Regions from separate parts of the Mus musculus genome. Here region 1 is linked to region 2. The links are chromatin contacts, found by Hi-C or POLR2A ChIA-PET in ENCODE. All regions are on one chromosome and are shown on one strand. The core of a region is the stretch at or near the end of the contact, and the rest is flanking DNA. Distances in the headings are between cores, read along the strand shown. Region 1 has its middle 19 kb from the start of 1110002O04Rik. Region 2 holds the start of Hs6st1 (heparan sulfate 6-O-sulfotransferase 1).

What was found. Hi-C counts contacts between places; a loop is a spot of excess contacts on that map. ChIA-PET counts read pairs that join two places held with the same protein, here RNA polymerase II (POLR2A).
Region 1: a map of mouse trophoblast stem cell shows a loop between it and region 2 (2.8-fold over the local background). The contact joins the enhancer-like site here to the promoter of Hs6st1 in region 2. A Hi-C loop is called at or near these places in 16 of 37 maps with a recorded cell type or tissue (CH12.LX, ES-E14, T-helper 1 cell and 8 more). POLR2A ChIA-PET finds 5 or more read pairs at or near these places in 3 of 5 experiments (all embryonic stem cell).

What each region holds. Positions count from the first base shown.
Region 1 is chr1:35,848,454-35,852,584 of GRCm38, reverse strand. No RefSeq gene overlaps it. Among named protein-coding and RNA genes, the nearest start is that of 1110002O04Rik, 19 kb to the left of the region's middle. Within about 2 kb of position 2,564, at least 1 of the 3 ENCODE cell types and tissues checked has a DNase peak (open chromatin) inside an H3K27ac peak, as active enhancers do.
Region 2 is chr1:36,065,644-36,069,736 of GRCm38, reverse strand. Hs6st1 (heparan sulfate 6-O-sulfotransferase 1) reads right to left here and starts at 1,337. Exons shown (of 2, transcript NM_015818.2): 1 at 553-1,337. The coding sequence starts at 1,079. It overlaps Gm39624 (a long non-coding RNA gene), which reads left to right and starts at 3,494. Exons shown (of 3, transcript XR_865341.2): 1 at 3,494-4,093.

The DNA of each region.
Region 1 (4,131 bases), core at 1,315-3,814, 220 kb after region 2:
CAAGCATATGGAGTGATCTACACAGGGCGAGAGAGCCTTCACGGTCAGACTTGTCATCCCAATGTCCTTAGCATCCTGATCTAGCTTTTGGCCTAGGATCTTTCTTCCTTCCTTCCTTCCTTCCTTCCTTCCTTCCTTCCTTCCTTCCTTCCTTCCTTCCTTCCTTCCTTCCTTCCTTCCTTCCTGGGATGTCAGGACCTTTCAGAACACAGCTATCTCATCACTGTTTCCTAGGTCCTAGTGATACTGTATGTGACTGTTTCCAGAACTAATGAAATGGTCTCATTTCTTGGTATACAACAGACCCAGGAAATCCCCAAGTTCACCCAGGTCAGATTTTTGTTTTGTTTTGTTTTGTTTATCTTCCTTTCATTTTTAGTGTTCTTTCTTGGAGGGGTGGTGGTGGTGTCCCTGAAACTCTCATCATTTGCATATCCACACTTCTTAGGTCAGGGTCCAAGAACAGACCCAGAGAGGTAGGTCTGAGAGTGCTGATTGCAGGAGAAGTGAATCAGGATTGTGTGGACAGGGTGAGAGTGGGGTTCAGGCAGAGACTGCGGAGGGGCCTCAGCTGGTCCAGTCAAGAATTCAACACATAGCTTCAGAGTTCCCAACTAATGCCTTGCAAGCTTTTCATATTCCTGTAGTCCATGTTCAACCACAAGCACCACGCAGGAGGTCTGGAACCCCGCTATATCTGGCCCCTGTATAGATAAATACAATGAAGCTGGGCATGATGGAATGTGATTGTAGTTCCAGTGCTGGGTAGGCGGAGACAGGTGGATCCCTGAGGTTAGCTGGCAGCCAGTTTAGCATGCCAGGTAAGTTCTAGTGCAGTAAGAGATTCTGTCTTCAAAATCAAGGTGGATGGTGGAAGGAGGATACCCAGGGTTATACTGTGACCACCACATATATGTGTACACATTTGTGTGACCTGCACATATACAGAAGGAAGGAAGGAAAGAAGGAAAGAAGAAGGAGGGAGAGAGATGGTAAAGTACTAGGGTTAATATGCTACTGGGCTGGGGAAGGGAAGAAAGGAGCCTGAGGCCAGGGCATTAGGGAGGACATCCTTAATTCCAGCAAACGCGAGTAAAGACCATTACCCAAATTCTTTTAGTTGAATTAAGCAAGCTTTATTTTCTTTCAGACAGAGCTGTCTCCCTAAAAGCAGGGATTTGAGGAAATAGCAGTGAACATAGAGACCATGGGGTTTATATAACCCCCAAACTACCAGGGCTTTTCAAGGGTTGTGTGTGTGTGTGTGGGGGGGGGTCCAGAGGAATTTTGGTTATGTAGGAACTTGGCTGAACGCTTCAAAATACTTGGCAGAACATATTATCTTATTGGGGTGGAGGTCAGGGTATAGGGTGTGGAACGTGTCAAATTCCAGAAAATAGGTCAACCCCAAATTTTACGAAAACAGGAATGACCTTACTTTGACCCTCTAGTTTTAAGATGGAGTCAGGCTGGTCCATAAATGGGCAGGGCCACTAAGTGCTGTCACTGTACAGATAGGACCCCGGTTTAAACCGGTTTTCTGTACCCAGACTTGTTAACTCTTCTTTTTCCCTGTTCCTTTCTTTGGGGTGTCTAGATGTGTTAGGTCACGATTTCTATTGTTTTACAACCTTAGATCCGGGGACTGTGAGTGAGTAGGTGGGTGTGTTGCCATCTCTCCATCACCGTGGCAAAGAAAAGCTTCAGTCAGTTTCCCTCTGAATTTTGCAGGCTCTACTCTCTAATCATTGAGTCAGCACAGCACAGTGGAGAGTGTGGAGCCGAACAAAGCTGCTCTCCTTGTGACTAGCATTCAAAAGAGACAGGAAGGGCAGGGGAGGTGGCTCAATGGGCTTGCCTTGCAAGCGTGGCTGATCTGTGCTTTGAGTTCAATTCCCAGGACCCTCTTTAAAAACAAAAAAAAACAAACAACAACAAAAACATCAGGCACGGTGGGACACATCTGTAATCCCTGTGCTGGGGAAAAGAAGACAGGCGAATCCCTGGGGTTCACTGGCCAGCTGACCCAGGTGAACGGGGCAAGTTCCAGGTCTCAGTAAGACATCCCCAGAACTAAGGTGGTTCAGGGGAATGAGGCCTAAGGTTGTTCTCTGTTTTCCACAGCACCCCTAAAAAAAAAGACACAGGAAGGGGGAGGGCTAGAATTCCACAGGAAGAGGAGGGGCTAGGGTATCACAGGAAGAGGAGGAGCTAGCCTTTAAAGGACGTATCGTGACCGACCATGGATGAGGGGGCTCAGAATGAGTTAAAAATCTCTGCTGCACTTGCAGCTACGTCTCATGTGTGGCACTTTGCTTCTGTAAACTTGCTTACTTCCTGTATCAGCTAGCAGTCCCCTCACCCGCTACCCTGCGCGCCCTTAGACGAACAGTTGCAAAGTAATTGTTCCAGCCATGTCAGTTTTCCTTCAGTAAATATGCTCAATCGTGATCCTTAATCACATACGCTAAGCCCACCAATGACAGAAAAAGGAAAAAAAAAAGTGATGCCGTACAGTCTATAAATATAGTGAAAAACTGTTGGATCAGGGCCCAACTCCTCAGAGCTTTAGCTCAGACGGTCTGCCAGCTGAACCTGCTGGCATAATTTAAAAATGAGCTCTCCAGCTCTCTGGGTTCGATTTGTTTTCCTGAAGGTCTGATTTCTGCAATACACAACACACACAACTCCCCCTTTTGCTTTCACTTTTAAAATCCCCACTAGTGCCATTGTGGTGATCAAGCCAAGATCAAGCCTTTAGGGGATAGATAAGATCCAAACTCTAGTACTGTACACAGTTAGTCAAGAGGGTAGTTTTAAAAATAGCTCAGGGCTTCACTGTGCCATGTCTGGTCTCAGAATCTCAGATTCAATATCCCGAGACAGCTTGGCTTCTTCTAGAATGGAATAATAAGCACGTCCCCCTTCAAGATGCAGAATGGAAGGGGAACGTTGACCTTTCGGTCCAGACATCTCCAGTGTATGATGGTTTGACTGTATGGCAGATCACAAGTGATACGTGGTCGGAAGAAAATGTTATTTGAATGCTGACTTTTGATGTTTTCCCAGCTACAGTAGGGATATAGTTCACTTTTGAGATGCTTGGTAGTGTATTGGCTCCATGGTGGCTATTCTGCTAGGAGAGGGTAACAGAGGTATACTAGAACCTGTTTCTGCCTAGATGTTTAGCTTGCTGTGGACTTGGGAGACATCATCCATCGCTACTTAAAGAACACCCAAAGGAGGCAGGCACCTTGTGATACTCAATCTTGATTGCCAACTTGGTGGTAATTAGGATCACCATGGAAACAGACCTCTGGGCACGTCTATAAGGGACCCTGTAGATTGGGTTGAGTTGGGAAGACTTGCCTTCAAGGTGAGTGGTGCCATGCCATAAGCTAGAGTCCCGGACTGAATAAAAAATAGGAAGTGAGTGACACGCCAGCATCCCTCTGCTTGCCTGCTGGCTCTGTGTCCAGTGTGACGGGCTGCCTCTAGCCCTGCTACCCTGCTCTCCCAGGCACGCTGCACTGTGCGTTTAAACCGTGACCAGATGAATTTGTCCTTTTTTAAATCTTTTCATTTTTGTCAAGGATTTTGAAATAGCAATTTGAAAAGCGACCAATACGTGCATGCATGAATGACATTTCCTGGTTCCAACTACGTGCATGCATGAATGACATTTCCTGGTTCCCACCACACTCTGGCCTTGTTACTGCTGCCCTGCTTACAGTGAAGGACCTCAGATATAAGTAGAATAGTAACCACTTTTGCCTTTGTAGAGTCAGAAACTGGGAAAATAGGGTTTCACTTGACACCTGAAGTGCTGACTCATCTTGGGGCTTTGGGTCTAAATATGGGTGTTTTGGGTTAGGTTTTAGTAAAATTTTAAGCCTGTATATGATCTTAAACACTTCACTCAGTTATTCTCTGTATATCCTAGAGTTGATTATCTATTATCAGGCAACGAAGTACCAAGGAAAAGACATTTTTAGAAAGATTATGGTGGTTGCTGGAGCCTGCACAGTTTGTTAAGAGAAGACATGCCTCAGTGATGGTTTCACTGTGCGGATACCAGGATGTAAGATTGGGATACTCTTACATCAAATGCACTGTGAGCACTGTAAAATA
Region 2 (4,093 bases), core at 88-2,587:
CTTCAGTCTGGGTCACACGGGCCTTTGTTCTACCTGCACACACCGGCAGGCAGAGCCCACCCCTTTCCTGGCAGCTCCTCCCCAGGCTGGCAGGCACCGGAGGGCCTGGAGATACCACAGGTGCACAGGAAGAGGAACCGCATTTCTCTTGCTCCACTTTTAGTACTAGACGGGTACGGGCTACACATGCACACAGAGACACACCTGTTTTTCTGCCTCTAGAGCCAAGCCTGGACCTCTAGTCCCCGAGGTTTATCTCTCAGGCTAGCCCGCAGTGCATAGCAGGTAGGGTGGACAGAGAGCAGCGGGCAGTGACCCAGGAGGAAGTCTGGGCACTGCGCAGACAGGCCAGTGGCGAGGAGAGGCACGGAACAGAGGGTGAAAAGAGGGATCAGAGGTCAGGAGTGGCAGGTGTAGGGAAGGATGAGATGGGAATCCTGGGATCCCGCAGACTGGAAGGGGCCCCAAGAGAGGAGAGGGCAGATCTGGCCCGGGGCTTAGGGGTACCCCCCCCCCCCCCCGCCATCACACTTTCCCGCAGCGGGCGCTCACCTGGGCGAACGCAGACCTGCTGGGTCGCGGCGGTCTAGCACACCGGGCACACAGTTGGTGAGTTCGGTCCAGTCAGCGTGCAGCCCGCAGCTCCAGCCCGTGGAGAAGCGAGAGAAGAGCCAGGTCTCGCGGCGATTGGGCCGATAGCAGGTGCACTTCTTCTGGCCCGGGCGACAGTCGCAGGGCACCTCGAGGCGCACGTTCTGCACTAGGTGGCGGCCGAAGGTGGTGCCGCCGGTCTTCTGGATGTGCAGGAAGACGATCACGTCGTCGCCCTTCATGTCGAAGCGCAGCGAGCGCTCCAGCTCGCGCACCGGGAAGTAGTACTTTTTCTCGTAATGTGGGTCCGGCGTGGGGAAGAGATCCAGGTCGTCGGGGGGCACGCGGCCACCGGGCGCGCCCAGACTCAGCCCCGGGCCCGCGTACTGGTAAAGGATGAGCATGAAGCACGCCGAGCCCGCCACCACCAGCACGAACTTGCTGGCGCGCTCAACCATGGTCCTGCCGCCGGCGCGCCGCCGCCGCATGTGTCACCATCGCCAGCGGCCCGGGCGCCGGGCCTGGGAGGGCGGGGGGCGCAGCTGCTCCGCCACCGCCGCCGCCACCGCCGCCCGCGCTCCGGCCCGGCCCGGCTACTCGGCGCCCAGGCTGTGCGCAGCGTCGCGGGCCCCGGGCCTCGGCGGCGCCGTGGCTGCTCCCCGCCCCGATCCCGGCTCGGCTAGCGTACAGCCCGGCCCCCGCCACAGCGCCCCGCAGCCGCGCGCGCCCGCACCCGCCCGCAAAGCTCAGCGCCGAGAACGCTCTGCACCGCCCCGTGCGCCGCCGCGTCTCCGCAGTTCGTCGCGGCTCCGCCCCGGCCCGCCCCTGGCCCGCCCTCGCGGCGCCTCTTGCTGTCGCCGCCCGCTCCGATCCTCCGCTCCGCCTCTGGAGCGCCCTGGGGGAGGGGCGGGGCCGGAGGAGGCCCAGGCACAGGCCAGAGCTGGGCGACGGGTCGCGTGTCTCTCACACTGTCAACGCCGGTCGCTACGGAAAGGGCATTGGATCCAGCTCGCAGACCTGTGGGTGGCGACTGGGTTGTCCCGAGCCTACGAGTGGGTGGCTCTTTTGGGCATTGGTCCTGGGTTTGGGAGCCCGAGTTTTTTCACCTTCTCTGGTTATGGTAGTTTGTGTTACCTGCGCTCTCTGTCTCCCACGGGAATACGGAGGCTTTGACCTTCACATTGAAGGATAGGAAGTTCCAAGTTCGAGAGCGCTGGGAGTCGGGACCACCAGGTGGTTTAGGACTACCAGTAAGGGTGGGGAAGGAAGAGAGACGTTAAGGGCATGGATCCGGCTCTTACGTGGATATCACCAGTCCCCTGGAGGCACTGGGACAATGACCCAAAGCCCTCAGTTGAAGATAAACCGAAATGTGTGCAGAGACCAGAGGACAAGCTTTATTTGTCCCTCTCGCCCAGTGTGCCCTGTTTTGATCCTGGTCATACTCAAACAAACAAACAAACAAACAAAATAGTGAACCAACATTAGAAAAAAATTAAAATTCCAACCTTCGTGATTTTTTTTTTTTTTACATTGGCAGCAGTATCTGCAGCCTTGATTGGTGCTCTGCCTGTAGTGGAGGGTCGCCTGGGCCCTAGGCTGCAAGTTGGAGGCTCTAGTAGTAATCTATGCAGCCTATAACATGTGGAAGGTCCCGTCGCCCATGTTGTACTCTGTACTGGGCCCCTAGCTATACTTAGGCGGCCAGAACAACTGGAGGTGGGGAGTGAAATGACCTGTGCAGAGTTCCACAGCCTAGGGTAGCTGGGAGGGGCTTGGGTGTTTGGATTCAGGCCAGAGTGGCCTCTGGGAGGTGCTCCCACTGCCAGGCCAGGCTCAGGTGCCCACAGCAAGTACCCCTGGGTAGTGCCCTGGATCTGTCCTGCTAAGGGGTGGGTCAAAAAGTGGAGAGAAGGGGAGGGGGTGGCAATAGTGGTCCAAAGCATTGACTGCAAGTTAAAAAAAAAAAAAAAAGACTTGAAAAAAAAGAGCAGCTGGGCAGTGGTGGTGCATGCCTGTAATTCCAGCACTTGGGAGGCAGAGGCAGGCGGATTTCTTAAGTTCGAGGCCAGCCTGGTGTACAGAGAGAGTTCCAGGACAGTCAGGGCTACACAGAGAAACCCTGTCTTGAACCCCCACCCCACCCCACATACACACACAAATAAGAGCTAAGAGGAAAGCCCTCCCAAACGGTGAGATCAGGAGAGAATGCAGACACACTTATATCCAACTTGTCAGGAATGTGAAGAAACTGGGCTCAGCTGGTAAAGTGCTTGCTGTGCATGACTCAGGACCTGGGTTCGGTACCCAGAACCCAGGTATAAAATGCCAGGGATACTTGGCCTGTGTTTGCAAGCCCAGGACTGCTGGGGAAGAAGAGATAGGCAGATCCCTGGGGCTTGCAAGCCAGCCAGTCTAGCCTATAAGGCAGCAGGTTAATGTGAGACACTGTCTCAGAAACTAAGGTGTACCTCTCAAAGGACAATATCCAATATCCAAGGTTGTCCATTGTCCTCTGTCCTACACACACACACACACACACACACACACACACACACACACAGAGAGAGAGAGAGAGAGAGAGAGAGAGAGAGAGGACATGTTTTGCAGGCAGATTGCAGAAGTTACCACTATGGTCAGACCGCCACATGGCCCTGAACACACTACATAATGACCTAGAACCAGGGCAACAGGTGTCCTTGGTGACACCCAGGGCCTTTTGCCCCTGGCCCAGAGAAACCCAAGGGCAGTCTGTTTGGTAATGATTTATTCTGGTTAGGTATGGCGACACAGCAGTGTGCTGAGGGCGCTCCCTTTAGAAGTTGACCAGGGCGGCATTCCAGCATGGGATTTGGATGACAGCAATCCAGATTTACACAGCATTGCTGCCAGCTAACCCATCTGATGGTTCTGCTCAGATGCTAAGGATCTACCAAGAGGTCAATCCCAAACAGAGTTGTTCCAGTACTAGACATAGCAGTTATGTTATTTCCAATCCCACTAGCAAGCCTTGCAAGAACGAGCTAAAACAATCGTTCCACAAAAGTGAAAACGAAGGTCTAGAGCTCTCCAGAGCTAGACAAATTCTCTCACTCTGTTCCCTGGCCGTGTGGCGTCCAGCCTGTGTTCATCTCTGTTCCCCCGGGGCCAGAGGAAAAAGCGGAGGGTCAGTGCACTAGGCTTTACTGCCAAGAGACCCACCTATGCTTGGCTGCCCCTAAGGGAAAACGGAAGTCTGACAAGAGCAGAAGAGTCTGGCATAGGTACCCAGTGGGTGGTTGTCCCTGTGACAAACTGCAGAGGTAGCCATAGCACACTGGCTCAGGGATTGACATCTCATCAAGAGAAGCTGCTTCCTCAAACTTCATTCTTGCCAGAACGGTTGAAGAGCCCCCTCCTCAGCCAGGAAGCCCCTCTCTTTCCTAAATTCTCACAGAGAAGGTTTTGCCTACTCTCCCTATTTATAAGAAGCCCAGCAGGTGCAACTTGATACTCCGGAGGA